2 separate regions of the Homo sapiens genome follow, and region 1 is linked to region 2. Evidence: read pairs that join two places in POLR2A ChIA-PET (ENCODE). Cell type or tissue: OCI-LY7. All regions are shown on one strand. Each heading gives the region's core, and the rest is flanking DNA. Links, peaks and the distances in the headings are about the cores only. Region 1 holds the start of PRNT (prion locus lncRNA, testis expressed). Region 2 has its middle 34 kb from the start of TMEM230.

Region 1 (15,552 bases), core at 4,135-12,134, 340 kb after region 2:
AAAGTGTATATGCTTCTGAGTGATTTGCTAATGTGTATGTCAGCAACACATTCAGTATCCAGAATGGCTTGAAGTTATGCCTTCAGGGCCAAAAATAACATAATGTTAAATTCTGTAGATTCAATAACAGAATTTATTAAGAAATCTGCACTGTGAGGTAAATGATTAAACACTGACTCTTTCTCAACATTAGATAATTCTTTTTATTCATCAGAGAAATGTGATTTATGACACATTTAAAAGCATGTTTAAGGCCGGGCATGGTGGTGTATACCTGTAGTCTCAATTACGTGGGAGGCTAGGGTGGGAGGATTGCTTGAGCCTAGTAGTTCTAGGCTTCAGTGCGCCATGATCACACCTGTGAATAGCCACTGCACTCCAGCCTGGGCAACATAGCAAGATCCCATCTCTAAAAAGAAATTTTGTTTTAAAGCATGTTTAAAACATACATACACCAGCCTGGCCAACATAGTGAAACCCTGCCTCTACCAAAAATACAAAAATTAGCTGGGCGTGGTGGCACGTGCCTGTAATCTCAGCTACTCGGGAGGCTCAGGCAGGAGAATTCCTTGAACCCGGGAGACAGAGGTTGTGGTGAGCTGAAATTGTGCCACTGTGCTCCAGCCTGAGCAACAGAGGGAGACTCTGTCTCAAAAAACAAACAAACAAACAACAAAAAAACCATACATAGAAATGTTCCAGTAGAATACAAAGAACCACTTTCTAGAACTGAATGCACCAGAGAGGATTAGAAACCCACTTATTCTCTCCCAGCTTCAAGTATTTAACGTTCCTACTTTTGCACGTGGCAGCCTTGCTGACTCAGATCCGAGGGCGTTGAAAGACAGATTCACAATTTCTGGTCCATATTTGATGCAAATATTTAGAACTATCTAGCAGAGCTTGCTGCCTTTCCAACAATCCAGTTAGTGAATTGAGAATGTTCTCATTTAATAGAAATGAAAGGTAAACGAAGGATCCACCTGGCCATGGGACTGGAGGAATGACCCAAGCCATGCTTCATAGAGGCACAGATAGACACCCTCAGGGAAGCCGAGACCCTTTGAAAAAAGGGCCTGGTGTGTGTATTTTCACACTGCCCCCTGCTGGCTGACACTGGAACATTGATTCTTCCTGCTGACACTGGAACATTGATTCTCCTGTGGCTCTAAGACGACCTAACAGGATGAGGCCAGCGGGCCCCCCGCAAGGAAACTTGAGCTAGAGGCAGTTGGATTTGGCTGAGACGCTCTCCTCAGGGAAGGCCAGGTCTGGGAGTGGGTTTGAACAGCAGTGGAGAAATAACTTCCATAGGGCATGTCAGAGTAAGTTCTAGTGTTTCCAAGAGAATGGGACAGGATCTTAGTGGAATTTAGAAGCCAGGCAGGTGGAAAAGCATTGAGGACCCCATCCCAAGGGCTCGAGTCCCTAGAGACAGCCTGGAAAGATTGGGTGCCAGCTGCAGAGAGGAGAGCAAGGCGACCAAACGCAGGGTAAGGTCTGGAGGTGCTCATAGTTCACTACGGGACATGTACATGGAAGTGAATAATTATGTCACAAGGTGCCAAGGGGGCTAGTTACCTCACATAGGATCTTAGAAAAGGTCTCCTGGAGACCATGTCTGAGCTGGTCCTGAGGTGTGAGTAGGGATTCTCCGCAGGGCGGGGAAGGACTTGAAAGAGTCTGGCAATATGGAGCACATCAGGATTATGGAAGGTGAGCTTGGAGAACAAGGCAGAGTCTAGCCTGTGAAAGGCCTCTTGCAATTTGTTGAGGATCCATGACCTTCTCCCATGCATGGTGAAATGCCCTTAAAGGATTTTGAATAGATTTAAAAGACACTCAAAAACAAAAAACGGTAGATTCAAAATAGACGGTAGGGATCGCTTTCTTCCGTTTTCTTTGAAGGATCAGAAGTGTTTACCACCACCTGGATTGTTTTTGGGCTTTCAGGTGAGTGGGAAAACAAAGAAATTCATGCCTGATCATGTTGAGCCACTTATATAATGTTGCTTTGACACTAATGGAGATGTAACTTCTTTTAAGACATAATAGAATCTCCTAAGTGGGTGTGGGAGTCGTAAGAAGGAGGAATCTGGGCTTCTACAAGCAAGATAGCATGTATTCATTTATTCAGTCAGTCAGTCGCTGGATCGATGCGCTTAGCTTTGTGCTCTGTGCTGGGTGCTGTGTGGGATATAAAAGAAGGTGAGGCCGGGTGCGGTGGCTCATGCCTGTAATCCCAGCACTTTGGGAGGCCAAGGCAGGTAAATCATGAGGTCAGGAGATCGAGACCGTCCTGGCCAACATGGTGAAACCCTGTCTCTACTAAAAATACAAAAATTAGCTGGGCGTGGTGGTGTGTGCCTGTAATTCAGCTGCCTGGGAGGCTGAGGCAGGAGAATAGCTTGAACCAGGGAGTCGGAGGTTGCAGTGAGCAGAGATTGCACCACCGCACTCCAGCCTGGCAACAGACGAGACTCCGTCTCAAAAAAAAAAAAAAAAAAAAGAAGCTGAAATTCCAGCTCTTATCCCCCAAGGAATCTGTACATCTGTACTCTGCTTGGGAATCCACAGAAGAAGGAAAGAATGCCAGCAAAGTAAGATCATGCTGCATGACCTCAAGATAGATGTTAAGGACATTTTGATGGGATAAAGGGAATCTTTGCTAGTTCAGAGATGAGCTTTACTGGCTTTGAGCTAAGTGATAGACATAAGTGGGTGGAGTGCAACTGGGGAGAATTTCAGGCCTGGGTAAGGGCCAAGTGTGAATGGATGGTCTCATGTAGGAAGCCATCAGGATAGGCATAGCAAATCCAGGAGTCCTCTAACGATGGAAGGAAGACCTTTGCTGATGTAGGAATCGCATTGCAGGTCAGTACTCCTCAGTGAACCTGGAGACCCTGTTGCTTCCTGTTCCCTACCTCAAGGCACTCAGTCTTACAACTTTGGGCTACCTCTCTGAGACAGTAGACTCTGGAGATACTAGCCATATCTTCATCTTTAACATTCACTCAAGATGAGCTGATAAAGCACCTCTTTCATGAAATAGCCCTATAATTTCTATGATTAGAAGTTGAAACTACTCTCATCACATCTTTTGATGTTTATATGAACACTCTTCTGTTAAAAAAAAGATTGCCCTAGTTTTTAGGGCTAATATTAGATGTTTCTGGCATATTCTTTACAAAGCCTTCAAACTAAGTTATGGTATAATATTTGCAATTAGAAAAACAAATACCCAAGGCATGTTTAGAGGTATTTATATGTTTTCTGGTGTCAATTGGAGGTGGAGAGGCCACCAGTGCTCTGAATCCACAAGCTAAGATGAGCTACTTGTTAGGCTTGGCTGTTTGGAATTGTCTGTTCTTTGCAAAAAGCAGACGAAATGAAGTTATGGTAGTTAGTGGGATGAGTGGGCCACCCAGAAAAGTCAAAGTTCAGGTTGGACTCATTTTCTCATGTATTTAAGTGTCTTTGCCATTTGTTTACCTTCTCCTGTGCCTCCACCTCTCATCATTAGGAGATGGGACCAGCATGCTCGGAAGCCCACTCAGCCTATGCACTCAGCAGGTTGGAACTATTAGGGAAGTATAGCCTTTGGGAGCTGTCCTTAACCAATGATGGACAGATCTTGGTGTATAAATTCCCCAGCTCCCTCGCCCTGCAGGCAGCATAACCCTGAGGAATATGTTCTACTCTGGCATCCAGGGGCCTCCCAAGCAGAGTGAAGCTCCGGTTGCCCATGCAATAAACATGCTAACACAGCCTTTTTGGGCTACCTTCCCTTCCCTTTTTCCATTCCCCACTTGCAGCATTTGCAGGGATCACCTCCCGAATAAACCACTTGTACATGAATCCTTGACTTGGCATCTAGTTCTTGGTGAATCCAGCCTCAGGCAATGAGTAACTCACATAGAGACGGCCTGCTATCTAAGTATAAGCGAAGATGAAGGAAGACTCTATTTTCTTTGGACCTGATCAAGTTTATTTACAATCTTCATTTTATTTTTATTATTTATTTATTTATTTATTTACTTATTTATTTATTTATTTAATTGAGACTGAGACTTGCTCTGTTGCCCAGGCTGGAGTGCAGTGGTGTGATCTCGGCTCACTGCAACCTCCACCTCCCAGATTCAAGTGATTCTCCTGCCTCAGCCTCCGGAGTAGCTGAAATTACAGGTGTGTGCCACTACACCCAGCTAATTTTTTGTATTTTTGTATTTTTATGGGGTTTCACCATGTTGGACAGGCTTGTCTCGAACTCCTGCCCTCAAGTGATCCACCAACCTTGGCCTCCCAAAGTGCTGGGATTACAGATGTGAGCCACCACGCCCGGCCTACAATCTCGATGTTAGACTTCACTTATTTTCTTCTGCTCTGTAACCCAGTGTGGACTGCAGTGGTGCAATCATAGTTCACTGCAGCCTCAAATTCCTGGGCTCAAGCAATCCTCCTGCCTCAGCCTTCTGATTAGCTGGGACTACAGGCATATGCCACCACACCCAGCTAATGTATTTTTATTTTTTGTAGAGATGAGGTCCCACTATGTTGCCCAAATATCCAGCCCTAAAAGATAAAATCCTGGTTTCTGCCAAAAACCTTGATGATGTTCTGTTTTCTTTCACCGAATTCAACATGTTTTCACGTAGAACAGTTTCAAACACACGTTTCATAGAAGCTCAGAAAAGACATTTTTGGGCCCAGTGGGCACTCACAGAAAGATACAAATATCCAGCCCTAAAAGCTAAAAGTAAGGTTTGTGCCAAAACACTTGATGACGTACTGTTTTCTTTCGCCGAATTCAACATGTTTTCACGCAGAATAGTTTTCAAACAAATGTTTTGTAAATGCTTAACAAAGACGTTTTTGAGCCTAATAGACTCATAAAATGATACAAATATCAAGGCCTAAAAGCTCATAGAAAGCCTTGGGCTTACAGAGCTAGAAAGAGATAACAAGTTCTTCCCATGCCACACAGCCCAGTGCAGGTTTATCAGGGAACCTTTTTCTGCTCCATTCTCTCACTTTTTCCTGGACTCTGCCCAAGTCTCATTTCTAATGTCCTAGGACCAGCTATGTGTCTGCCTTTGAGTCCCCATAGCAAATCCCCAAGTTCCTTTTGCACCTCTGATGTTTCCCTATCACTGTAGACTGTGGACTTTCCAGAGCAGGACGTTCTAGGATTTTTGCAAATCTCATTATACATAATTCCCCTTGCCAATCTCATTATACATGATTCCCCTCTAAAATTCAGTAAAGCTTGATTAGAAAACACACATGGCCACTCTTTAGGTCTTGACCATATACTCCAGGGGCAGCCATTTATAAAGCTCCCAAGGCACACCTGAGCCCAGCACTGATGCCACCCTTGTGCCAGGCCTGTCTTTTAGGGCAGATCAGACATCCTGTGACCATGCCTCAGACAGGCATTGGACATCTCCAAGAGCAACAAGTTCAACTCCTCATAGACCAGTGTATTCTTTTTACAAATTCATTATTTATTTATTTTTTAGAGTCAGGGTCTTGCCCTGTGACCCAGGCCAGAGTGCAGTGGTGTGATCATGGTTCACTGCAGCCTTGACCTCCTGGGCTCAAGTGATCCTTCTGCCTCAGTTTCCTGATTAGCTGAGATTACAGGCATGCACCACCACACTCAATGAATTTTTAAAATTTTTGCAGAGACAGGATCTCGCTATGTTGCCCAGGCTGGTCACAAACTCCTGGCCTCAAACGATCCTCCCACTTTGGCCTCTCAAAATGTTGGGATGACAGGTGTGAACCATTGTGCACCACAGAGAAGTGTATTCTTATTGATGAAAATGACAGTAATATTGGAACTGAGACCAAGAAGAATTGTCACGAGAATGAAAACATTGGGAATGGATTATTGCATCAAGCTCTTAGTGTCTTCTTACTCAACACCAAAATGAGCTACAGTGACAGCAGAGATCAGATGCTGAAATTACCTTTCGAGCCAGTTTCACCAATACTTGGTTGTAGTCATCCATTAAGTAATCCAGACAAGCTTGAGAGAAATGATGTCATTGACATAAGTTGAGTAGCACAGAGGCATCTAAAAGCTGAATTAGGAATTCCCATGGAAGAGGCTCCTCCAGAAGAAACCTATTATCTAATATCAACTTGCAGCGAAGTCCAATCTGATGGCATCTGGGGAGAACATAAAACTGATTATATTTTGTTTGTGAGGAAGAACATAACTTCGAATTCAGATCCCAGTGAGATAAAAAGCTATTTTCTGTGTGTCAAAGGAAGAGCTAGAACTTCTGAGAAAAGTAGTCATTGGTGAAATTAAAATAACACCATGATTTCAAGTTATTATAGAGACTTTTCTCTTTAAATGGTGGGATAACTTAAGTCATTTGAATCAGTTTATTGACCATGAAAAATATATAGGATGTGGATGTGGAGATAAATGATTAATAAAGTACTGAAAACTTTCTCTACTTAACCTTAGAATAGGCTGGGCACAGTGGCTCACGCCTTGTAATCCCAGTAATTTGGAAGGCTGGGGCAGGCGGATCGCTTGAGCCCAGGAGGTCGAGACCAACCTGGGCAACATGGTGAAACCCTGTCTTTACTAAAAATACAAAAAATTATCTGGGCATGGTGGTGCATGTCTGTGGTCCCAGTTAGTCAGGAGGCTGACGCGGGAAGATCGCTTGATCCTGGGAGGTCGAGGCTACATTGAACCATGATCATGCCACTGCACTCCAGCCTGGATGATAGAATGAGATCCTGTCAAAAAAAAAAAGACTGGCCATGGCGGCTCATGACTATAATCCCAGCACTTTGGGAGGCCGAGGTGGGTGGATCACCTGAGGTCAGGAGATCGAGACCAACCTGGCCAACATGGTGAAACCCTGTCTCTCTAAAAATACAAAAAATTAGCCAGGCATGGTGGCGGGTGCCTGTAATCCCAGCTACTTGGGAGGCTGAGGCAGGAGAATTGCTTGAACCCGAGAGACGGAGGTTGCTATGAGCCAAGGTCATGCCACTGCAACTCCAGCCTGGGCGACAGAGTGAGACTCCGTCTCAAAAAATAAAAAACAAACAAACAAAAAACCATAAAACCCCCAAAACTTAGAATAATTTGAAAAAAAGTTGGCTCCCAATTAGAATACTCATATGCCATCTTGATACTTTACATGTGTGAAAAACACATTTGCTTTCTCTTGTATCACACATACTATATATATGCACTGATATTTGTAAAAGTCATGTATAAGAGATCATTGTAAAAAAGAGAGAACAAATAAAAACTAATTTAACTGTCCAAACACATGTTCATGACAAGTTTGGACAAGTAGGTAAAGCTCTTCACTTTTCACATGTTGCAACAAACATTTTGAGAACATTTGTAGAGTGCTTTTCTATTTCCCAGGTGCTTTATATATAATTTAATTTTTGTCATAGTTCAGAAAAGTGTTCAAAGGAAACTATGTGCTTAGCTAACTCAAAACAGTTCTAATTAACTTTCCATATTAATAGATTAGACTGGTAGAGCAGATTCAAGAACAATTAAATGGTATATAAATAATATGTCCCAATTTCTATCTTTCTAAGCTGACTTTGTGGTTTAATCATTCTGGAAGTATCACTTGATACTTAAAGTCAACCATTGCTTTTGGTAATGACATTGGTTAGGTTAAACATTCTTTTAAGCAGTATATGCAAATTAGTCAAGTCTGTGTTTTCAGAATTACATTGAACAGAGAGGCTATTCATAAAATGGGAATTGAGTTGCACTTTACAACAGGGTTTCTTAACCTTGGCATGGTTGACATTTGGGCTGCATATTCCTTTGTTATGGGGTTCCATTCTATGCATTGTAGGATGTTTAGCAGCATCCTTAGGTTCTACTCAGTGAATGCCATTATCTCCTCCGCCCCGATGACAACAAAAATTACATCAGATATTTCCAAATATTCCCAGGGAGGCAAAGTCACCAGTAGTTGAGAACCACTGTTCTGCAAAGTCAAGCCATCTTGTAGGGAAAAAAAAAAAATAACAGAAAGAAAGGCTAGTGTTCATGTTAAACAGATTCAGATTATGAAATATGTATATATCAATATTTAAAATTTAGCCTTGATTAATGCACTTTTAAAAACTTGGTATAGCTAGATTTCTCAAATTTTAAATCTGAACACAGCTTTATTATCCTTAAAGGTTATATAATAATGTGTAATGAGAAAAAAATATATATCTGTTTCTTTTAAAGCTGAATGTTTTATAGATTCAATAGAATAACTCATGCTTTGCTAACCCTGAACAGTTAATTTATAATTTCAGGAGAAACTGCATAGCAAGTATTTATTTTATTGAAAAGGAAAAACAATAAAAATTACTACATAAAAAAATAAAGCTACTGAAATAGATCTTCCCCTAAAATAAATGACTTCACTCTGGAACAGGACTGAGTGACATTAAGCATGACTTTGCCCAATTCTGTAAAGCCAAGTCATGCTGCACAAGCTGGCACACAGAGGCCTGAGAAGATGTCCTGGAGTAGGAAGAATCCTGGGGGCTCCACATCCACCTTGGGAGGAGAAACAAGTGAGACAGGTGGTGAGGACAAGAAGCCTGACAAAAAGCGGAACCCAAATGGGATCCCTCAAGCTCATCAACATGCCAGATTTAACTCATTCTTTTTTTTTTGAGAAGGGTCTTGCTCTGTTGCCCAGGCTGGAGTGCAACAGCAGGATCATGGCTCACTGCAGCCTTGACCTCCTGGGCTCAAGCGATCCTCCCATTTCAGCTTTCCAAGTAGCTGGGACTACAGGTGCATATCACCACGCCTGGCTGAGTTTTTATTTCTTGTAGAGACAGGGTCTCGCCATGTTGCCCAGGCTGGTCTCGAACTGCTGGGTAAAGTGGTCCTTCCGTCTTAGCCTCCCAAAGTGTTTGGATAAGAGGCATGAGCCACCGCACCTAACCTAGACTTAACTCTTAACCTTCTTTTTCTCTTCCATTGCTCCTGCAGCTGTGGCTGCCTGCAGCCCATCCTGCCCCCAGCACCTAGAGTCATCTTTAGAAATGCAAGCCTGATCGTGGAATCCACCTTCCTAACACCCTTCAGTGCCCTCCTCTTCGTTACACCCTTACTATACAAACGATAGTCCATGGACCAGCAGCATCAACATAACCAGGGAGCTTGTTAGAAATGTAGAATCTGGTCCATCCCAAACCTGACGAAGCAGAAGCTGCATTTTGCCAAGATCCCAGGGAATTTGTGTGCCCGTTATGGTTTGCGAAGTGCTTCCCAAGAGAACATACGGCAAGCCAGAGGGATCTTTGCAGATCTTGCTCCTTTCATTCTCTGGCCTCATCTTGTCGCTCTCCTCCATCCGTGCCCACATCCCCACTGTACTGGACCGCTTGCAGCTCCTTGAATGCAGCATAGTCTTGTTTTCTTTTTTGCAGTGATTCTACATCTTTCCCATCTTCTCCACCTGGATGCCTCCATCCATCCTTTCAGACTTCCCTTCTCTAGCAAACCTTTCTTGCTAATTCCCATGTCTAACACAACACTTCCCCATACTGCATGGCCATTATCCTTTCTGCATCAGACTGTGAGCACCTTGAAGGCAGTGGCAGTGACTCATTCATTGTGGCATCTGCAGATTCCAGTGGACTGCCAGGCATGCAATAGAAAATCAAAAAAGATTTACTGCTAAATAATCCTCAACTCCAGTGGCAGCTCCATGTGCCATTTCTCTTCCGCTCTGGCCTCGGCTCTTCCTGTGCCTACCTGGGGCTTGGCTTTCACCTAGGTGTCTGCATGGAAGGGAGAGCGACCTGGAGGACCATCGCCAATCCATCAATAGCCTCCCGGTTGAGATGACTTCAGCTCTGATTTGGAAGAGCTATGATATTGTTTATAGGAGTGAATTAATATGTGTAAAGGTTACAAAGTAAACAGTTAAATTAAATTAATTGTGCTGGAGCAGGTCAAACAGGCTTCTGAGAGATGAACATACACATCTCTATTAACTCCACATTCAGTGAGTGTGGGTAACTTGAAATTGGCTGGGTCACCATTTACATCATAGAAATTGGCAAATAGTACAAATTAGGGCTCCCTCACCCCTACTCGGGCATAGAGCTGGTACACTAGCACACCTCTGGTTATACATGCATGCGTGTGCCACCAGAACAAAACACCTAACAGCAGGCACGTTGCCTCTGTTGCCCACCATTACAGCTCCCGCACGGAGCAGACAGACTCATGGCAGGAATTGAATGCATGTTTGTCGAGTGGAAGCATGAACAAATCCACAAAATGCCCAAGATGAGGCAAAGAAGGACATTGGCTCAAATGTTAAACATAAGTTAGGAGCTGAGATAATGCCCAGAGGAAAAATGTTCTGTAATTCTAAGTAAAACCCATCTCTAAGGCAGGATGCTGCTTATGAGGGCTCCACAGACAGATGGGGGAGGCCTGGGTCCTGCCCTTGGAAAGAGTCTGACAGCTCGACTTCTGGAAACAGCCATCTGCACAGGTCAACATCTTCTTAGCTGACAGGGAGCAGATTTGCAGACCACATCACATTTGAAATTCCAGAAGAAACTTCTTGGAGTCTGCTCTTGTGCAAATGAGCCTAGAAAGCCCGTTAACTTTGGGTGGAGGCTTCCACTGTTTGGCTATCCCAAGTGGGCCCAAAGCTAAGGAAAACCCACCAGCCCTTTGCTTCCTGCTTCCTCTATTTGTTTGCCCCAGGAAATCAGAGGTGATGACATGATTTGGCTTGGGCACGACAGGAATAAACGATATTTAAGAGACGTCATAAGCGCCTCCATTTTGTTCTTGATTGCTAAGTAGCCCCGAACCAAAACAGCCAATTAAAAAAATTAGAATCTTAATTACAGATTTCGAAATTCCAGCACACCACAACCGACATGGCTTGCACCTAGCCGGGACCCTGCCTGCACCTTACCCTCTGCTTCGTTCTTGAAAATCCCTCTCCTTGGTGCTGAATGTTATTTTTTTGAGCATGGAGCCCCTGGTTGCAAAACACCCTTCCCTGCTGGATGCTGGTGTCACCTCTGATAAGCCTGTGCATGTAATTCTCCCTTGGACACGGGGTGTATGGAAGGTCTCCTCCCCGCAACCAGTACCTCCCCTCTCCCTCCCCACCACCCACCTCCCACCATCAAGGGAGGGCAGCTGTGTGAGTTCATGTGGCCTTGAACTGCCTGCTTCCAGCTTCCTCTAGTTCCTCTCTGGCCTTCTGCCAATTTCCTTCGACAGATTATAGCCAAACCTGTTGGAGTCAAAACAATTTGCATTGTTTAAGAAAGCAATGCTTTCTCACAAAAGGGTTTGCATTAAAACAAGATCTGGGAATCCCCAGGACGGATGGGAGGGCGGGAGGGGCGGATGGAGGGATGAAGTTCAGTTTAGGGTACAGGGCATCTTGGAGGAGGCAGTGACACTTGCTAGAAATGTAGAATCTGGGACTCAGCGGGGTGGCTCACGCCTGTGATCCCAGCCTTTGGGAGGCCGAGGCAGGCGGGTCACCTGAGGTCCGGAGTTCGAGACTAGGCTGACCAACATGGACAGACCCCTGTCTCTACTAAAAATACAAAATTAGCCTGGCGTGGTGGTGCATGCCTATAATCCCAGCTACTCAGGAGGCTGGGGCAGTAGAATCGCTTGAATCTGGGAGGCAGAGGTTGTGGTGAGCCGAGATGACACCATTGCACTCCAGCCTGGGCAACAAGACTGAAACTCTGACTCAAAAAAAAAAAAAAAGAAAAAAGAAAAGAAAAGGAACGTACAATCTGGTCCACCCCAAACCTGCTGAAGCAGAAGGTACATTTCACCAAGATTCCAGGGAATTTGTGTGCCCATTACAGTTCAGTCCAGGGAACAGGGATGACACTTGAGTATTGGAGGATGAGCTCTTTTGGGGGGTCAGCTTTGTGCTGACCAGGAAGATCCCTTTAGAAGGGGCATGGTCAGTGCATGGGGCTCATTTCAGTCTAAGGCCTCTCATCCAATGCCAGAGGAGCACATTCTCCACCCTCTGTTTGGGGTCTGGGGCTCACTGTGGGAGGGAGGCCTCGGGGCTTTAGTGCTCTGGGGGTGGAATCTCGGTCGCTTCCCCGTGCATGCTCCTGCTCCAAAGTGAGGCTCCCTAAAGCCACGGGCCCAGGGGAAGGCTCCCATTTGCCAAAGCTGAGTCTGTTTTTCCGGGGCAGTCTTTGGATGATCTGGAATGTGCTTTGAGATTTCTCAAAGTCATAGTATTTTAGTCTCATTTTGCAGGGAATATCTGAGTTATTCCCATTTTGTAGGGATGCATTCCCAGAGGCATGAGGGTTGGGCTCCTTTTTCTTCCACTGGGGAAGCTGGGTGCCCACTGAAATGGGGTCTTCTGCCAGCACTGAGGATAAGGGAAGAGGAAGCCCTCGCTCTTCTCTGACTCGTGGCCTCTGGGGAGACAGCAAACTCTTAGCCTCTGGCCTGAGCCAGGCTCACCAAGAAGTCTGTTCCTCAACAGAGTGGTGTCTGAGCCAGAAAAACTGAAACTGGTCATGATGCCATGTCTGTGTAAGTCTTGATCACTCGCCTGGCAGGTGTGGTCTGTGACAGTGCTGGTTACATGAAGGCACATGGGCCCTGCTGTCACATTTCAGTAGAGACTCTGGTAGACTCAGGATGTGTCATGCAGCAACACAGAGACAGCTTAGGGTGCACGTGTCCATCCATCTACAGCCATGACAAAAAAGTCTTGGGTGCAGGAAAAAGATGTGACCACACCATAGGTACGATGTAGGGCCTGGGGTCCTTGACCCAATCAGCCACCACCCCAATCCAGTCACTTGTTGTCAGAAAACTTGAGGTAGAGCGTGTGGGCGGCTCAAGACAAACTTAAGGTCACTGCCTGGGACACCCTATTAGGACCAGAGGGTGAAGTTTCTAGACATTGTCAGGCATATCCTAAGCAAGGTAGGGTGTGAGGGGCACCAGGGAAATGCTGGTTGTCTGCCAGAGCCTGGAGGGGAGGAACAGCATGGGCTACTTTAATAGTGTTCTCAATTCTCTGCTCCTTTTGAGCTTTTGGATCTAGAGGGTATTCTGGCTGGAATGCAAATACTTGCATGTGTAATTTTAGTAAAAGTCAGTAAAAAGGCCAGGGCATAACCTCACCTCAAGCCTTCCCAGTTGCTGGGGTGTGTGGAGCTGTGCAGACACACCACCCTCTGAGTTGGAAGCCTACACACTCACTGCCTGTTTTCCAGGCTTCTCATGCAGATGTTTTGGGCCAAGGACCAGGTTTAGAATGAGAATTGCTAACAGTTTTAGGAGGATTTTCAAATGGTCCTCATGGCCGAAAGTTTTAGAGAGCTTTAGGTGTGCCGTTTGCAAAAGAGAGAAGATGTGTAGGCAACATTTGTAGAAAAGGTGGCTTCTCATAGTTAAATGACAGAAACTCTTCCAAATTAATGCCGTAAACAGCTGGTGGGAATAGGATTTGCTCCAGCTATGTGCGAGCATAGCCCGGTCATGGCTGGTAAAATTTAAATTACACACAGGCTTTGTTCCAGAAATTTTGCACGTGTGAATCTATTCCACAGAAACAGAAGTACCAGACTGCAATGTAGTATGTACAAGGATGTTTATTGTTTGCAGTGGCAAAAAACTGGAAATAATCTGAAGGCCCATCAACAAGGCAATGATTCAATCAATCATGATACATCTGTATTAAGTGAGATTACGTAGCAATCCAAAAGAATGAGTCAGCTATCTAGATAGCTGTTGTTCCAAAGAGTTTCATGATGCAATGTTAAGTTAGGGAAGCCAAATTGCAGATGAATAAATATTTTACATACATAGTATTTTTAAAAGGCATAATCAAGTTAAAAAGCCCTCACTTGTGTATCTGAGCACAGTTAAGGTGGAGCCTACATCTCAGGCTGGAAGGAGGGGACAGGACGGGGGAAAATGGGTGGGGAGGAAAGAAAACAAAGAGTAGGCAGGGCGTGGTGGCTCACACCTGTAATCCCAGCACTTTGGGAGGCCGAGGCAGGTGGATCACCTGATGTCAGGAGTTCGAGACCAGCCTGGCCAACATGGCAAAACACTGTCTCTACTAAAAATACAAAAAAATTTGCAGGGCTTGGTGGTGGGCACCTGTAATCCCACCTACTTGGGAGGATGAGGCATGAGAATCGCTTAAGCCTGGAAGGTGGAGGTTGTAGTGAGCCAAGATCACGCCACTGCACTCCAGCCTGGGCAACAGAATGAGACTCTGCCTCAAAAAAAAAAGTATAGAAAAATGAGTAGAAAGCATTGAATTAAGTTAAGTAAAAATTTAGAATATAAAAGCTCACTTTTTTATTGCAAATATGAATGTTTACATACGCAAATGCTTAAGAACTAGGAAAGTGCAGGGGAAACAGCAAACACTGACTCAATCAGATGCTGGGATTGTTGTATTATTTTGGTCTGGAATATCTGTTGTAATTTTCATGTCACTTTTACAATAAACTTATATTTTAAAAAGTCAACACTTAGCAGGGGCTACGAAAGCAACGGTTGGCAAAATTATGCACACTGCAAAATGACGATATCCAGAATAATTCAGAAGCCCCTCCCAATGTCTCGCACATAGTAGGCACCCCATTGCCCCTTTGCTAAAGTGAAAAACTAAACTCAGCCTTTATTCCACCCCATGATTCATCAACTTGAGCAAGAATGTTCAGGCACACACGCGTTCGATTAAAAGCCCCATAAACAAATTTTGCATTTGAATCACCATATACACATTCACGTCATGCCCCACTGAAATCTGGTTGCCGGGACTATTAACAGAATGAGAAAAGGCAGCAATTACAGAAAATGAACGACATCATGGCCTAAGCGTTTTCACATCAGAAATGAAGTCATTTGGCTGACGTGGCTGCACGTGCTGTTGTAATTAAACTTAGGAGAGCGAGGAAGTGAAATGTCAGTGTCAGCCTCTGAGTACTTTCTCTTTCTTTCTCTCTTGCCATGGTTATTATTTTTTTAATTAGAAAGCAGGAAATAACCGTAGAGGATATGTTCTGTACTTTTTTCTTGCTCTCTGATCTAGAATTAACAGGACCGTGGAAGCAGAAGGCGAGTGTAGCTCTGGCAGTGACGTGAACCCCAGTCCTGGCTGCAGGGTGGACGTCTCCTCCATGTGCCCAGTGTAAGGCTGTTTCTTTGTGCTGCTCTGCCCCCAAGTCCTCCGCTCACTTTCAATGTTAAAACCTTCCAAATGTGTCCTTGAGAAGAACACTGATAGCTGAGGGGACTCAGCACAAGAGGTGCCCTCATCAGCACTCATGTTCTGCAATGCTTTGGATAAATTGTCTGATAAAATGCATGTTCCCCCCTTACAAACTCTCTTTAAAGGAGAAATGATAATATTCAGTGGCTGTTTTCTCCAAATATAGTTCAACAACTCCTGGGAGTCTCTGAGAGTGGCCTGGAGCGCCTGTAGGAGCCTCTTAGAGCATTCAATTCATTGTTTTAAATTTAAAACAGATCTTAAA
Region 2 (15,061 bases), core at 4,368-12,367:
CAGATACTTTTTTTTCTTTTTCTTCTTTTTTTTTTTTTTTTTTTTGAGACAGAGTCTGGCTCTGTTGCCCAGGCTGGAGTGCAGTGGCGTGATCTCGTCTTACTGCAAGCTGCGCCTCCCGGGTTCATGCCATCCTCCAGCCTTAGCCTCCCAAGCAGCTGGGACTACAGGCGCACGCCACCACGCCTGGCTAATTTTTTGTATTTTTAGTAGAGATGGGGCTTCACCATGTTGGCCAGGCTGGTTTTGAACTCCTGACCTCAAGTGATCCACCCGCCTCAGCCTCCCAAAGTGCTGGGATTACAGGCGTGAGCCACCGTGGCTGGCCAATACTTTTTTTTTTTTTTTTTTTTAATAGAAATGAGGTCTCACTATGTTGCCCAGGCTGGTCTCAAACTCCTGCTCAAGTGATCCTCCCACCTTGGCCTCCCAAAGTGCTGGGATTACAGGCACGAGCCACCGCACCCAGCTGCATATTAAAACCCTTTTCATTGTGAACTATAATACATACATGGAAAAGCACATGAACCTAAATGTATAGCTTAAATTATAAAAGTGGAAGTTCAAGGATGTACTACCCAAGTCAAGAAGCATGACGTGGGCATCTGGACTGATGGAGCAGCCTGTGAGAGGAGCACCTGTGAGAGGTGACACGGCAGGTATGGCCTGACAACCACCTGCTTTCTTATGGCTAAGAGGTTGTAACACGAGGGGCCTTGGGAGAGGATGCAGGCAGGTGAGATATTGGAGAGTCCTTTATGTCATGGAAAAGAGCCTGGCCTCCCGTCCCCTACCCTAGCTGGGGGTCCAGCCCTTCTCTTCACTCTCAGCTCATCATCTAAATCTGGTAAATAAGCCCAAATAAAGTATGGCTTTTTTTTGTCTGGGACTACAAGATTAGAACAGGAAACCCATATCACAACTCCTGACACCAGAGAAAAACAGGCTCCTTTGGGTAAAGATGTAAAGAGGAACTTGGCTCATGAAAAGATTCAGGAAGCCAGGCGCAGTGGCTCACTGTAATCTCAGCACTTTGGGAGGCCGAGGCGAGCAGGTCACTTGAGGTGAGAAGTTTGAGACCAGCCTGGCCACCATGGTGAAACCCTGTCTCTACTAAACATACAAAAATTAGCAGGGCATGGTGGCGCATGCCTGTAATTCCAGCTACTCAGAAGGCTGAGGCATGAGAATTATTTGAATCCAGGAGGCAGAGGTTGCAGTGAGCTGAGATTGTGCCACTGCACTCCAGCCTGGGTGACAGAGTGAGACTCTGTCTCAAAAAAAAAGAAAAAAAGAAAAACAAAAAAAGATTCAGGAGCATGAAAAAAAAAATGGAACAGGAGAATTGGAGGAGAGTTGCTACCTGCAACAGGAGAAACTTGTACAAAAAGAAGGTTTGTACCTACGGTGAGATCAGAGAGGATGTTGTAGGTGGCAATCTGGAGTCCAAGAATACAGCCTTCAGATGAAATTCTGGATTCAGGGATAAACTTTCAGGTAACAGGATATTAGGTACAACCTTGTGTGTGAGTTAAAAAATGGAAATGAAGTGGACTTTTTAAAAATAAATGAAATGGACTATTTTAAAAATAAAATATAAATTACTAAAATTGACTCAGGAAGAAATAGAAAATTGGAATAAACCAGCTAACTCTGGAGGATGGGAAAAGAGTCACCAGAGATGTTATGTTGCATCAACAGTGGCCTGGATAAAGAAAACGTGGTACATATACAACGTGGAATATTATGGGGCCAGACGCAGTGGCTCACGCCTGTAATCCCAACACTTTGGGAGGCCGAGGCAGGCAGATTACCTGAGGTCAGGAGTTTGAGACTGGCCTGGCCAACATGGTGAAACCCCATCTCTACTAAAAATACAAAAATTAGCTGGCTGTGGTGGCACACGCCTGTAGTTCCAGCTACTCAGGAGGCTGAGGGAGAGAATCGCTTGAACCCAGGAAGCGGAGGTTGCAGTGAGCAGAGATTGCGCCACTGCACTCCAGCCTGGGCAACAGAGCAAGACTCCATCTCAAAAAACAATAATAATAAAAATTAAAATAGAAGACGGGCGCAGTGGCTCATGCCTGTAATCCCAGAACTTTGGGAGGCTGAGGTGGGTGGATCACGAGGTCAGGAGTTCAAGACCAGCCTGACCAATATGGTGAAACCCCGTCTCTACTAAAAATACAAAAATTAGCCAGGCGTGGTGGCGTACGCCTGTAGTCCCAGTTACTCAGGGGGCTGAGGCAGGAGAATCTCTTGAACCCAAGAGGTGGAGGTTGCAGTGAGCCGAGATTGTGCCACTACACTCCAGCCTGGGTGAGAGAGCAAGACTCCGTCTCAAAAAAAAAAAAAAATTAAAATAGAATATTATGCAGCCATAAAAAGAATAAGATCGTGTTCTTTGCAACAACACAGATGGACCCGAAGGCCATTATCCTAAATGAATTAACGCAGGAACAGAAAACCAAATACCACACATTCTCACTTATTACAAGCAGGAGCTAAACCTTCAGCACACGTGGGTACAAAGAAGGGAACAGTTGACACCGAGGCCTACTTGATGGTGGAGAGTGGGAGGAGGGTGAGGATCAAAAAACTACCTTTCAGGTACTATGCTCATTACCTGGGTGACGAAATAGTCAGTATACCAAACCCCCACGATACATAATTTACCCACGTAACAAACTTGCACATGTATTCCCTGAACCTAAAATAAAAGAGAGAGAAAAAGATCTTATGCCTCCAAATTTTCAGACCTAGTTGAACAATATTATGGAAATTTTCTACTAAACATTGAAGAAAGACTGTAGGTAATTTGGCATTCTAGAATCTAAAGCAAGAGAAAAGTTTAGAAGCAACACTGTCCATTTAACAAGCCTAGTAGAATGCTTATATCAAAGCCCATCCAAACGAATGTGTTAAGAAATGTACATGCCAACTTCATTTATAAATATTGATTTTAAGATTGTAAATAAATTATAATAAGATAAAACCAAGCTGTGGGTTAAAACAAATGGGCAAAGTCAAAGGTATATTAAGGAAATCTGTGTGTACTTGAGTGCCCTAATAGGTTGAAGGAGAAAAATCATATGACTCTCTTCTTGATAGAAGCCAAAAAACCATCAGACAAAATTCGACAGCTATTCCTGATTTAATAAAAAGGCATATTAAAACTCCCTAGCTGGGTCTTTCCTCTCAGAGGTCCCCACTCTCTCAATAGAGAGAGAGAACTGTTTTTCTTTCTCTTTCTTCTATTAAACCTCTGCTCCTAAAAAAAAAAAAAAAAAAAAAAAAATCTCCCTAACCAACTTCAAAAAGATGGGCCCTAACATCATCAAGTATATGAAGAATTAGGCCGGGTGCGGTGGCTCACGCCTGTAATCCCAGCACTTTGGGAAGCTGAGGCAGGCGGCTCATATGAGGTCAGGAGTTCGAGACCAGCATGGCCAATGTGGTGAAACCCCATCTCTACTAAAAATACAAAAATTAGCCAGTTGTGGTGGTGCACGCCTGTAATCCCAGCTACTCTTGAGGCTGAGGCAGGAGAATCGCTTGAACCCGGGAGGTGGAGGTTGCAATGAGCCGAGATCGCGCCATTGCACTACAGCCTGGGCGACAAGAGTGAAACTCCATCTGAAAAAGAAAAAAAAAAAAAAAACAATATGAAGAATTAATCACAAATGCCATAACTAATAATAAAATACCAAATACCTTCCCATTAAAATCAGAAACAAGGTAAAAATGCCCACTAACGTCTATCATTTTGATTGAACAAAGCCAAAGGAGGTATGAATGTCAATATACAGATAGCCTTGCAAGAAATAAGGGTTTCCTTAAGGCTGGGCATGGTGGCTCAAGTCTGTAATCCCAGCATTTTGGGAGGCCAAGGTGAGCGGATCACTTGAGAGTCAGGAGTTTGAGACCATCCTGGCCAACATGGTGAAACCCTGTCTCTACTAATGGTACAAAAATTAGCTGGGTGTGGTGGTGGGCACCTGTAATCCCAGCTACTCAGGAGGCTGAGATAGGGAGGATTGCTTGAGCCCAGGAGGTTGAGGTTGCAGTGAGCCTAGATCGTGCCACTGCATTCCAGCCTGGGCAACAGAGCAAGACTCTGTCTCAAAACAAACAAAAACTATGTAGTTATTTTTTAAAAAACTAAAAATACAAAAATTAGCCAGGCATGGTGGCATGCACCTGCAGTTCCAGCTACTTGGGAGGCTGAGGCAGGAGGATCACCTGAGCCTGGGAGGCAGAGGTTGCAGTGAGCCGGGATTATGCCTCTGCACTCCAGCCTGGGCAACAGAGCAAGACCCTGTCTCGAAAAAGAGAGAGAGAGAGAGAGAAAGAGAGAGAGAAACAAGGCTTTCCCATTTTCTTCTTCTTTTTAAAAAATTTCAGTGAATGGCTGGGCGTGGTGGCTCCCAGCACTTTGGGAGGCCGAGGCAGGTGGACCACCTGAGGTCAGCTATTTGAGACCAGCCTGGCCAACATGGCGAAACCACATCTCTGCTAAAAAAGAAAAAAAAAGACATAAAAATTAGCCAGGCGTGGTGGTGGGTGCCTGTAATCCCAGCTACCCGGGAGGCTGAGGCAGGAGAATTGCTTGAACCCGAGAGGCAGAGGTTGTAGTGAGCCGAGATTGCACCACTGCACTCCAGCCTGGGTGACACAGCAAGACTCTGTCTAAAAAAAAAAAAAAAAAAAGAAAAAAAAGAAAATCAGTGAATTTCAAACATGAGTGACCATTCTCCCAGGTGATGGAAATTTACTCCTCGTCATAATGAGAGTGTTCCCCTTTCTGACAGCAAGCAGGGAGGGCTGTCATTTAGTGTCAAGGCCTCCAGAAAGGAGGATCATCTGACTCTTGAGTGTCCACACTGGCTAAGATGTATTTTGTTTTGTCTAGGCTTTGGGTACTGGTGATACAGGTAGCTGTGGTTTTGTTCCCTGTTCTCAGCTATGAACATTCTTCTGATCTGTGTCTCTTAGCTCCTTCTGCACCCCATTTGGGCATGTGGGAGCTTTAGGTGGCGTGTGTGCCTACTTCGTGGGAGTGTTCAAGGTTCTTTGCTACCTTTGGGCTCCTTCTGGACACACATCAAATTGTTCTGCTGCTCCGCCGGGGTGCGTGAGAACCATGTGGGCTGCCAGACCCAGCTCCCCTGCTGTGCCCATAGCCTTTTCACTGTCTTGCCACTTCCCAGACTCTACTTAGAAAAAGGGCATGGGTCCCTTCCGATTCCAGCTTTCTGGCTTGTCAAGGATATCTCTTGTTCTCCTGCTGGCAGCTCGCCCCTTCCATCCCCCACCGCCCACTTACAGCAGTTTTTTGGGCTTCTAGGGGAGGGGATAAGATGCAGGGACACATCTCAGATTCAAACCCACATGCTTCTCTCTAATTCTCCTCTTTCTCTGCATCTAGAGACTTCTAGTTAAAGAAGCACTTATCAAACAATCTATGATGGAAGACCAGTTTTGTTTTATTTCCAATTGTCATGAATTAATCTTTTTGGCCTGTACACTGTTGAATGAAATGAGTCTGCCAATCATGCACTTGGATATTGTGACAACATCATATTGCTGTAACAGCTGCTAAATGTTTGTTCTCAATATCTGTACTTAACTCATCATGGACAGTAACAGACAGTTCATGGATCAGCAGGGGTCCAGGGGCCACAGTGTGTAACCTGGTATAGAGTGTCACTCGCCTCATCTGCTATTTCAAGTCTGAGAAAGATGGCTGGGTGCAGTGGCTCATGCCTACAATCCCAGCTTTGGGAGGCCAAGGTGAGTGGATCGCCTGAGGCCAGGAGTTCGAGACCAGCCTGGGCAACATGGTGAAAATTAGCCTGGCGTGGTGGCGCATGCCTGTAGACCCAGCTATTAAGGAGGCTGAGGCGGGAGAATCACTTGAATCCGGGAGGCAGAGGTTGTGGTGAGCCGAGATTGCGCCACTGCACTCCAGCTTGGGCAATAGACTGAGACTCCATTTCAAAAAAAAAAAAAGACAGAAAGACTTTAGAAACTAAAAATTTCAAGAACTTGACTTCCTTTTTCTACATTCTGCTGTGTCATTCCTTCCCTAAGCCAGTAGGCACTGAACACGCTAGCTGCTGCCAGGCTGGAGAGAAGCAGTCATGGGGTCACAGAAGACAGTAGAAATTAAATTGTATCAGTTAACACAGCAACTTTCAGTCTTGCTGTAGAAATGAGAAGTATGAAACTGGTACAAAAAGAAAAAGGAAAGAAACAAAGATGAGCAACTAATCATAATTTGTGAACACATTAATTGCAACTTACAAAAACCAAGAGGATTTTTCTTCTTTATTTTCCGGCGTCTACATTAAGGACACAGAGATTTTTTCAAAAAGCTGTTTGCACTAATAAGAGAGCTTAGCAGCAGGATAGATGATTACAAATAATATCAAAATTGAGAGAACTTCTACTCTACTAGAATAACATTTAGGAACATTGTCTCATTCACAATAACTATAAAACAAAATACTTGAAGATCAAATTAATAGAAAGTTACTGAAGATAGTAACCCAGCTTTTATTAGTTTTATAAAATAATCTTCTTAAGTATCTCAGTAAGATGTAATGATTTTTTTCAAACAAACAAAAACTATGCAGTTTTTTAAACTAAAAATACAAAAGTTAGCCAGGTATGGGGGTGCATACCTGTAGTCCCAGCTACTCGGGAAGCTGAGGCAGGAGGATCACCTCAGCCTGGGAGGCAGAGGTTGCAGTGAGCCAGGATCGCACCTCTGCACTCCAGCCTGGACAACAGAGCAAGACCCTGTCTCAAAAAAGAAAGGAGAGAGAGAAAATAAGGCTTTCCAATTTTTTTTTCTTCTTTTTTAAAAATTTCAGTGAATTTCAGTCGTGAGTGACCATTCTCCCAGGAGATGGAAAGATTATTTCATTACACTAGTAAAAGCTGGGTGCAGTGGCATGCACCTGTAGTCCCAGCTGAGGTGGGAAGATGACTTGAGCTCAGGAGTTGGAGGCTGTAGTGATCTATGATTGTGCCATTGCACTCCAGCCTCGGTGACAGAGCAAGCTGTCTCTAAAAACAAAACAAAAACCTAAAGTCTCAATATTATAAAGAAATGCAAATTCATCTACAAATGCAATTCCATTCTAATCAAAATCACATAGAAGGAGTGGGGGAATTCAACAAAGTGGTTCTGAAATCTATCTAGAAATAAAAGATTAATATAATAGCCAAGGAAAAGTCAAAGGGGAAACTTGAGAATACTTAACCTCTTTGATATTAAATGACATTACAAATCAGGCATGCTGTCTTGTGCCTGTAGTCCCGCTACTCAGAAGGCTGAGGCAGGAGGATTCCTTGAACCCAGGAGATCAAGGCCAGCCTGGGCAACATGGCAAGACCCTGTCTCTAAAACAATAAAATAAAATGGCATTATAAACCTACAGAAATTAAAACAGGGTGATTCTGCATAGGCATTGAAAGAAAAATCAATGGAACAGAAACACTATGCAAAAAGAGTCACAAATATCAGCAAAATTTTGTATGTGATAAATGGGCAATTAAAATCACCAGAGAAAGGATAGCTTGTTTAATAAATAGTGTTGGAATAACTAATTAACAAATGTAGGCTGGGCCCATTGGTGCATGCTTGTAGTCCCAGCTACTTGGAAGGCTGAGGCAGGAGGATTGCTCGAGGCCAGGAGGTTGAGGCTGCAGGGAACCATGATCACACCACTGCAGTCCAGCCTGGGCAACAGAGCAAGAGTCTGTGTCTCAAAAAAACACACCAAAAGACAAGTGGCCCAGTTCTGTGGGCTCATGTTTGGATTGAACTTCCTCATCTCTTAAAGGAGGGCGTCGCCACATGACTTGCCTTGGCGAGGAAATGTGAGTTCAAGCAATATGTGTCATTTCTGAGTAGCGGCTCTAACCGCCAGTTTCACTTTCCCTCTGCCACGGTCCTAGAGTGATCGTGATGCACAACAGAGCCCCGCGTTGACCCATAATGAACACAAAGTGCGAGAGTGAAGTACACCTTTGTTGTGTTAAGCCACTAGATTTGGGGGTTTCTGTCATGCAGCATATCCCAGCCTACCCTGGATGATACAGTCTCTATCTCATACTTCACACCTGTTAGAGGAAAAACAAGTCACCCCAGGAAATTAGAAACATGAATGATTAGCATTTGCTGGGAGTATCTGTGCTTCCAAAGAGGGTGATAGGGAGAAGCCATTGTTTATTCAACAGAGTGAAGGACCGGCTACATAACTTGTAACTTGTGGGGCCCAGTGCCAAATGAAAATGCGCAGTCCCTTGTTTAAAAACTGATTAAAAACTTCAAGAGGGTGACAGCAGAGCATTAAATCAAGCACAGAGTCCCTCTAAGCATGGGTCCCTGGGCGTCTACACAGGTCACACACCCAGGAAATCATGAAGCATCTTTGGCTGTGTCTAATTGACATGTCTGCATCCTCCCTTTTCTCCTGAGCCAGTTTCTACTGCTCTGCCTCAGATTATACTTCCATGGGGCAGTGAGGTTGATGTCTGTGTGTCATTCATGAAGTGTTGATACAAATATCACCTCAGTGAAGCTAAGCCCCCAGGCCCCATGCTACTTATCTCTGATCCTGATTCATTTTTCTCCTTAATACTCACTACCATCATAGTATATATTTCACAAATTTATCTTACTTACAAGTATTTCCCCTAGTAAGATGGAATCCACAAGGGCACAGATTTTTTTTTTTTTAGTTGAGTCTTGCTCTCTTGCCCAGGTTGGAGTGCGCTGTTGCAATCTCAGCTCACTGCAACCTCTGCCTCCCAGGTTCAAGTGATTCTCCTGCCTCAACTACCCAAGTAGCTGGGACTACAGGCGCCTGCCACCACACCCTGCTAATTTTTGTATTTTCAGTAGAGATGGAGTTTCACCATATTGGTCAAGCTGGTCTTGAACTCCTGACCTCAAGTGATCCACCCACCTCAGCCCCCCAAAGTGCTGGGATTACAGGTGTGCGCCACCATGCCCAGTTAATTTTTGTATTTTTAGTAGAGACGGGATTTTGCCATGTTGACCAGGCTGGTCTGGAACTCCTGACCTCAGGTGATCCACCCACCTCCCAAAATGTTGGGATTACAGGCGTCAGCCACCACACCAGGCCAAGGACCAGATTTTTGTCTATTTTGGTCACTGTGTAACCTCAACATTTAGGATAGCCTGTCAGATAGCTGGGACTCAGTAAATGTTTGGTTTTTGTTTTGTTTTGTTTTGTTTTTGAGACAGGGTCTTGCTCTGTTGCCTAGGCTGGAGTGCAGTGGCACAATCTCAGCTCACTGCAGCCTCTACTTTCCTGAGCTCAAATGACCCTCCCACCTCAGTTTCCCGAGTAGCTGGGACTACAGGCACATGCCACCATGTTCAGCTAATTTTGTTTGTTTTTTGTAGAGATGGGGTCTCACTATGTTGCCCAGGCTGATCTCGAACTCCTGGGCTCAAGCAATCCTCCTGCCTTGGCCTCTCAAAGTGCTGGGATTACAGGTGTGAGCCACTGCACTCTGCCAATATTTGTTGAAAGAATGTATGAATGAATTTAAAGAATATCAATTGACTGGGCATGGTGGCTCACACCTGTAATCCCAGCACTTTGAGAGGCCAAGGTGGGTGGATCACCTGAGGTCAGGAGTTCGAGTCTAGCCTGGCCAACATGGCGAAACCCCGTCTGTACTAAAAATACAAAAATTAGCCAGGTGTAGTGGCGCTTGCCTGTAATCCCAGCTACTCTGGAGGCTGAGGCAGGAGAATCGCTTGAACCCAGGAGGCAGAGGTTGCAGTGAGCCAAGACTGTACCACTGCACTCCAGCCTGGGCAACAAAGCAAGACTCTGTCTCAAAAAAAAAAAAAAAAAAAGAATATCAATCCAAGAATATAAACAGGCAAAGTATACACAGAGAATATACATAGATGCCTGTTACATAACAGACAAATACAAATTGGTGAGTCCATCCATTCAACGATATTTATTTATTTCATTTTATTTATTTTTTTGAGATAGAGTCTCACTTTCAGCCAGGCTGGAGTGCAGTGGCGCGCTCTCAGCTCACTGCAACCTCCACCTCATGGGTGCAAGTGATTCTCCTGCCTCAGCCTCCCGAGTAGCTGGGATTACAGGCGCCCGCCACCATGCCTGGGTAATTTTTTGTATTTTTAGTAGAGACGGGGTTTCGCCATGTTGGCCAGGATGGTCTCGAACTCCTGACCTCAGATGATCCGCCTGCCTTGGCCTCCCAAAGTGCTGGATTACAGGCGTGAGCTACCATGCCCAGCCAACAACATTTAATGCTTGCCTCTCAAGTCACTGCATCACATCATCCTCTGGGGCACAATAACAACCAGACCATAGAAAGTACCCTTAGGACACTTCCTGTCCAGTGAAGGACTTGGGTGCTTGAGCTATTGCTGCAATTTTTTTTTTTTTTAGACAGGGTCTTGCTCTGTTGCCCAGGTTGGAGTGCAGTGACACTATCTCAATTCACTGCAACCTCCACCTCCCAAGCTCAAGCGACCCTCCCACCTCAGCCCCACAAGTAGCTAGTACCACAGGTGCGCACCACCACGCCCAGCTAATTTTTGTATATATATTTTTGTAGAGACAGTGTTTTGCTATGTGGCCCAGGCTGGTCTCAAACTCCTGGACTCAAGTGATCTGCCTGCCTCGGCCTCCAAGTGTAAGCCACTAAACCTGGTCTCATTGTTAGAAACCTTGACAGCAATTGCAAAACATGATTTCATAGGATGTCATGAGGTTGGGCCCCTATAGGAAAAAGATTATTTTTATTTATTTATTATGATTATTATTTTTGAGGCGAAGTTTCTCTCTTTCGCCCAGGCTGGAGTGAAGTGGTGCGATCTCAGCTCACTGCAACTTCTGCCTCACGGGTTCAAGAGATTCTCCTGCTTCATCCTCCCGAGTAGCTGGGATTATAGGCGTGTGCCACCAAGCCCGGCTAATTTTTGTATTTTTAGTAGAGATGGGGTTTAACCATGTTGGCCAGGCTGGTCTCAAACTCCTGACTTCAGGTGATCCATCCACCCTCAGCCTCCCAAAGTGCTGGGATTATAGGCATGAGCCACCGCGCCTGGCCTCTTTTTAGTTTTATTTTATTCTTTTAAATCAGCTTTACTGGAGTACTATCTGTGTTCCATAAAATGTACCATTTTAGGCCGGGCGCGGTGGCTTACGCCTGTAATCCCAGCACTTTGGGAGGCCGAGACGGGTGGATCACCTAAGGTCAGGAGTTCGAGACCAGCCTGATCAACATAGAGAAACGCCATCTCTACTAAAAATACAAAATTAGCCAGGCCTGGTGGCGTATGCCTATAATCCCAGCTACTCAGGAGGCTGAGGCAGGAGAATCACTTGAACCCGGGAGGTAGAGGTTGCAGTGAGCCGAGATCGTGCCATTGCACTCCAGCCTGGGCAACAAGAGTGAAATTTTGTCTCAAAAAAAAAAAAAAAAGTACCACTTTAACTATACAGGTTGATGCACTTAGATAAATGTATATACCTACATTCTGTATGCCTTTTTTATTGTGGTAAAAAAACATATAACATTAAATTTATGGCTAGGTGTGGTGGTTTATGCCTATAATCCCAGCACTTTGGGAGGCCAAGGCGGAAGAATCGCTTGAGGCCAGGAGTTCAAAACAAACCTGGGCAGCATAGCAAGGCCTGTCTTTATTTTAAAAAGTAATAAAAATAAAATTTTTTTTAAAAGGCAATAAAATGTTTTCATTATTTTTATTTTTCTATAGAGACAGGATCTCACTATGTTGCCCAGGCTGGTCTCAAACTCCTTAGCTCAAGTGATTCGCCTGCCTTGGCCTCCCAAAGTGCAGGGATTACAAGCATGTACCACCATGCCCGGTCTCCTCTACTCTTAAATTCTATAGCTGGGCCTGAGAGTTAAACTGTCAAAAGACAGATTGACAGGAGGAAAGTTTTATTTTGTGTTTACACAGGGACTTCACAGAAAAGAAGTGAAACCTAAAGCAGTGGTTAGGCCTGAGAGTTTATATCATTTTAACAAAGGGTGACAAATTGTGGAGAGGTAACTAGACAAAGAAAAATGGGTTTGGGCTTCTAGGGGTTGTAAACTGTGGGAAAGTAAATATAAGGGGGAAACTATAGATAGGTTAGATAAGGGGTATCTAGTAAGGTTCATTTACGCAGATTCATCTTGGTACCATCTCCAGTGATAATGGTGATTAAGCGTTATTCTACTCTTCCTGGTAGGGAGAGAAAGACACCCTTACAAATGGAAATTTATGTTCTGCTTTTAGGCAGAAATGGGAGGGGCAGTGATATGGTTTGGATGTGTGCCCCCTTCAAATCTCATGTTGAAGTGTGATCCCCAGTGTTGGAGGAGGGGCCTGGTGGGAGGTGTTCGGGTCATGGGGGCAGATCCCCCATAAATGGCTTGGTGCCATCTCATGGTAATGAGTGAGCTCTTGCTCTGAGTTCAGGCAAGATCTGGTTGTGCAAAAGTGTGGCCCCTCCCCCGCCTTGCTTGTTCCCACCATGTGACATGCCTGCTCCTGCTTCACCTTCCACCATGAGTGGCAGCTCCCTGAGTCCTCACCAGAAGCTGAGCCCTGGCTGATGCCATGCTTCCTGTAGAGCTTGCAGAACTGTGAGCCAAATACACCTCTATTCTTTATAAATTCCCAGCTTCAGGTATTCCTGCAAACACAGTAACACAGGCAGAGAGTTCTTCCGGTGTCTGCTATTTCTTAATTGGCTTCAGCTCAAAATAATTCTTGTGCCAATGTGGCATATTTTGGGGTGGCATAATCTGATTCCCTTCAAGGAGGACAGTCTAAGAGTGAAAGGAAGAGAGAGGAAGCCGTTGTTCAGTCTCCCCCACTTTGTTGCATCAACTCCCACTACCCAAGCCTTAGGCTAGCCTTTGGGCTTTCCTATCTCTGGCGTCTGAGCTGGCACCTCACATCACTGCTCTTCATCCAGGGCCCAGGCAGCCTCGCCTGTACAGTCCCTGGTGCCAGGCCTCAGCCAGGCCCTGGCTCTGGTCCTGCCCTCCAGCAGCTCTGACCACACCCTGGAGTCCCAGCCAGTGGCACCAAGCCAGGATACACAGTGAAGTTCCCTCAGTGTGAGCCACCAAAGCCAAGCCCCAGGGCAGGAAAAATGCAGAACCTCCAGGCTGCTTCAACTAGGGCTCCCTGTGTCCACATTCTCTCTCATTGTCTTTGTGTGCCCCACCTTCAGAACCTTCCTGGTTCTTTCCCACACCTGTGACGTTCAGGAGAGTCTTTCTGGAGTTTTTGGAGCTGTTGTGTAAGCGCTGGGATTTTATATTTACCAGGGTGATAGTGTGGGAGGAAGAAAGTCCAGATCTCTTGCTTTGAAGAAGGATAACCCTGAGGCATAATTGACACCCCACAGCTTCCCAAGGGACAAGACTGAGACTGGAACCTCACATGAAATGCCACCCTAGCTCAGTTTTCTCCTTTTCCCTGACCTGCCTCCTTCATTCCCTTACTGTTTCCCCTGGAAGCACCTCCTTCATAATCTCTTGTACATGAATCCTCACTTCAGAGTCTATTTCTGGGGAATCCAGACTAAGTTACTGTGCTGTTTGGCTCCTGTTTCTCAAGTCATCAGTCTCCACAGAGAAGTTGGAACTGATCTTTTTTTTTTTTTTTTTTTTTTTTTTTGAGGTGGAGTCTCGCTCTGTCTTCCAGGCTGGAGTGCAATGGCGTGATCTCGGCTCACTGCAACCTCCGCCTCCCAGGTTCAAGCAATTCTCTTGCCTCAGCCTCCCGTGTAGCTGGGACTACATGTGCCGGCCATCACGCAAGTCTAATTTTTGTATTTTTAGTAGAGACAGGGTTTCACCATATTGGTCAGGCTGGTCTCGAACTCCCGACCTCAGGTGATCCGCCCACCTCAGCCTCCCAAAGTGCTGGGATTACAGGCGTGAGCCACCATGCCCGGCTGGAACTAGATCTTCAGGAAACTTCAAGTTCATGTTCTTATAGTCTCACGGCCAAAAAGGAAAAAAACACTCTTTCCTACCAGCTCCAGGTAGAAAGATGCCGGGGAGAGTTCTTCTTGGCCAACATGGGTGGCTATCCTTCCCTGGAACCATCACCATGGACAGGGAACTATGGTCCTGCAAACTCGCCAAGAACTACTTGATTCGAAAGGGGCTGAGTATGGAGGCTCATGCTTGTTTGTAATCCCAGCTACTGTGGAGGCTGAGGTGGGAAGATCGCTTGAGGCCAGGAGTTCAACACTAGCCTGGACCACACAGTGAGGCCCCATTTCTACAAAAAAATACAAAAATCAGCCAGGCATGGTGGTGCATGCCTATAGTCCTGGCTACTCAGCCGGCTGAGGTGGGAGGATCACCTGAACCTAGGAGGTCAAGGTTGCAGTGAGCCATGATGGTGCCACTGCACTCCAGCCTGGGCGACAGAGTGAGACCCTATCTTCAACAAAAACTCAAAAAAGGCTGGGCGCAGTGGCTCACACCTGTAATCTCAGCACTTTGGGAGGCTGAGGCAGGTGGATCACTTGAGGCCAGGCATTCAAGACCAGCTTGACCAACATGGTGAAACCCCATCTCTACTAAAAATACAAAAATTAGCTGGGTGTGGTGGCAGCGTGGTGGCACACACCTGTAATCGCAGCTACTTGGAGGCTGAGGCATGAGAATCACTTGAACCCAGGAGGCAGAAGTTGCAGTGAGCTGAGATCACACCACTACACTCCAGCCTGGGTGACAGAGTGAGACTGTCTCAAAAAATAAAAGAAGACATTTTTCTACGTCCTGTATATCTTTCTCTAAATGCACATATTAATGTCTGTATTCACCTTGCTATATACGTATCACTATAACTATAAATCTATGTACCCTTTTTGTTTTTTTTTTTTTTTGAGACGGAGTTTCGCTCTTGTTACCCAGGCTGGAGTGCAATGGCGCGATCTTGGCTCACTGCAACCTCCGCCGTCCGGGTTCAAGCGATTCTCCTGCCTTG

The links. Peaks named below come from ENCODE experiments on the same cell type or tissue, not always from the same donor. Only the 100,000 strongest peaks of a DNase experiment are listed, where the experiment ranks them.
Region 1: POLR2A ChIA-PET joins it to region 2 with 5 read pairs; 2 of 35 experiments call an interaction of 5 or more read pairs at or near these places.

The regions. Positions count from the first base shown.
Region 1 is chr20:4,726,541-4,742,092 of GRCh38, reverse strand. PRNT (prion locus lncRNA, testis expressed) reads left to right here and starts at 1,425. Exons shown (of 2, transcript NR_024269.1): 1 at 1,425-1,493; 2 at 9,008-10,811. It overlaps PRND (prion like protein doppel), which reads right to left. Exons shown (of 2, transcript NM_012409.4): 2 at 13,633-15,552. It also overlaps the pseudogene IDI1P3. RefSeq lists enhancers at 12,477-12,586, 14,951-15,040. In OCI-LY7, for the core only: no CTCF peak of the experiment used is centred there; no DNase peak of the experiment used is centred there.
Region 2 is chr20:5,071,523-5,086,583 of GRCh38, reverse strand. It overlaps a transcript of TMEM230 not described here. Among named protein-coding and RNA genes, the nearest start is that of TMEM230, 34 kb to the left of the region's middle. RefSeq lists enhancers at 4,312-4,812, 5,933-6,092, 7,598-7,667, 12,559-13,077, 13,078-13,597. In OCI-LY7, for the core only: no CTCF peak of the experiment used is centred there; DNase peaks (open chromatin) are centred at 4,813, 6,083 and 7,893; H3K4me3 peaks cover 1,108 bases; H3K27ac peaks cover 2,600 bases.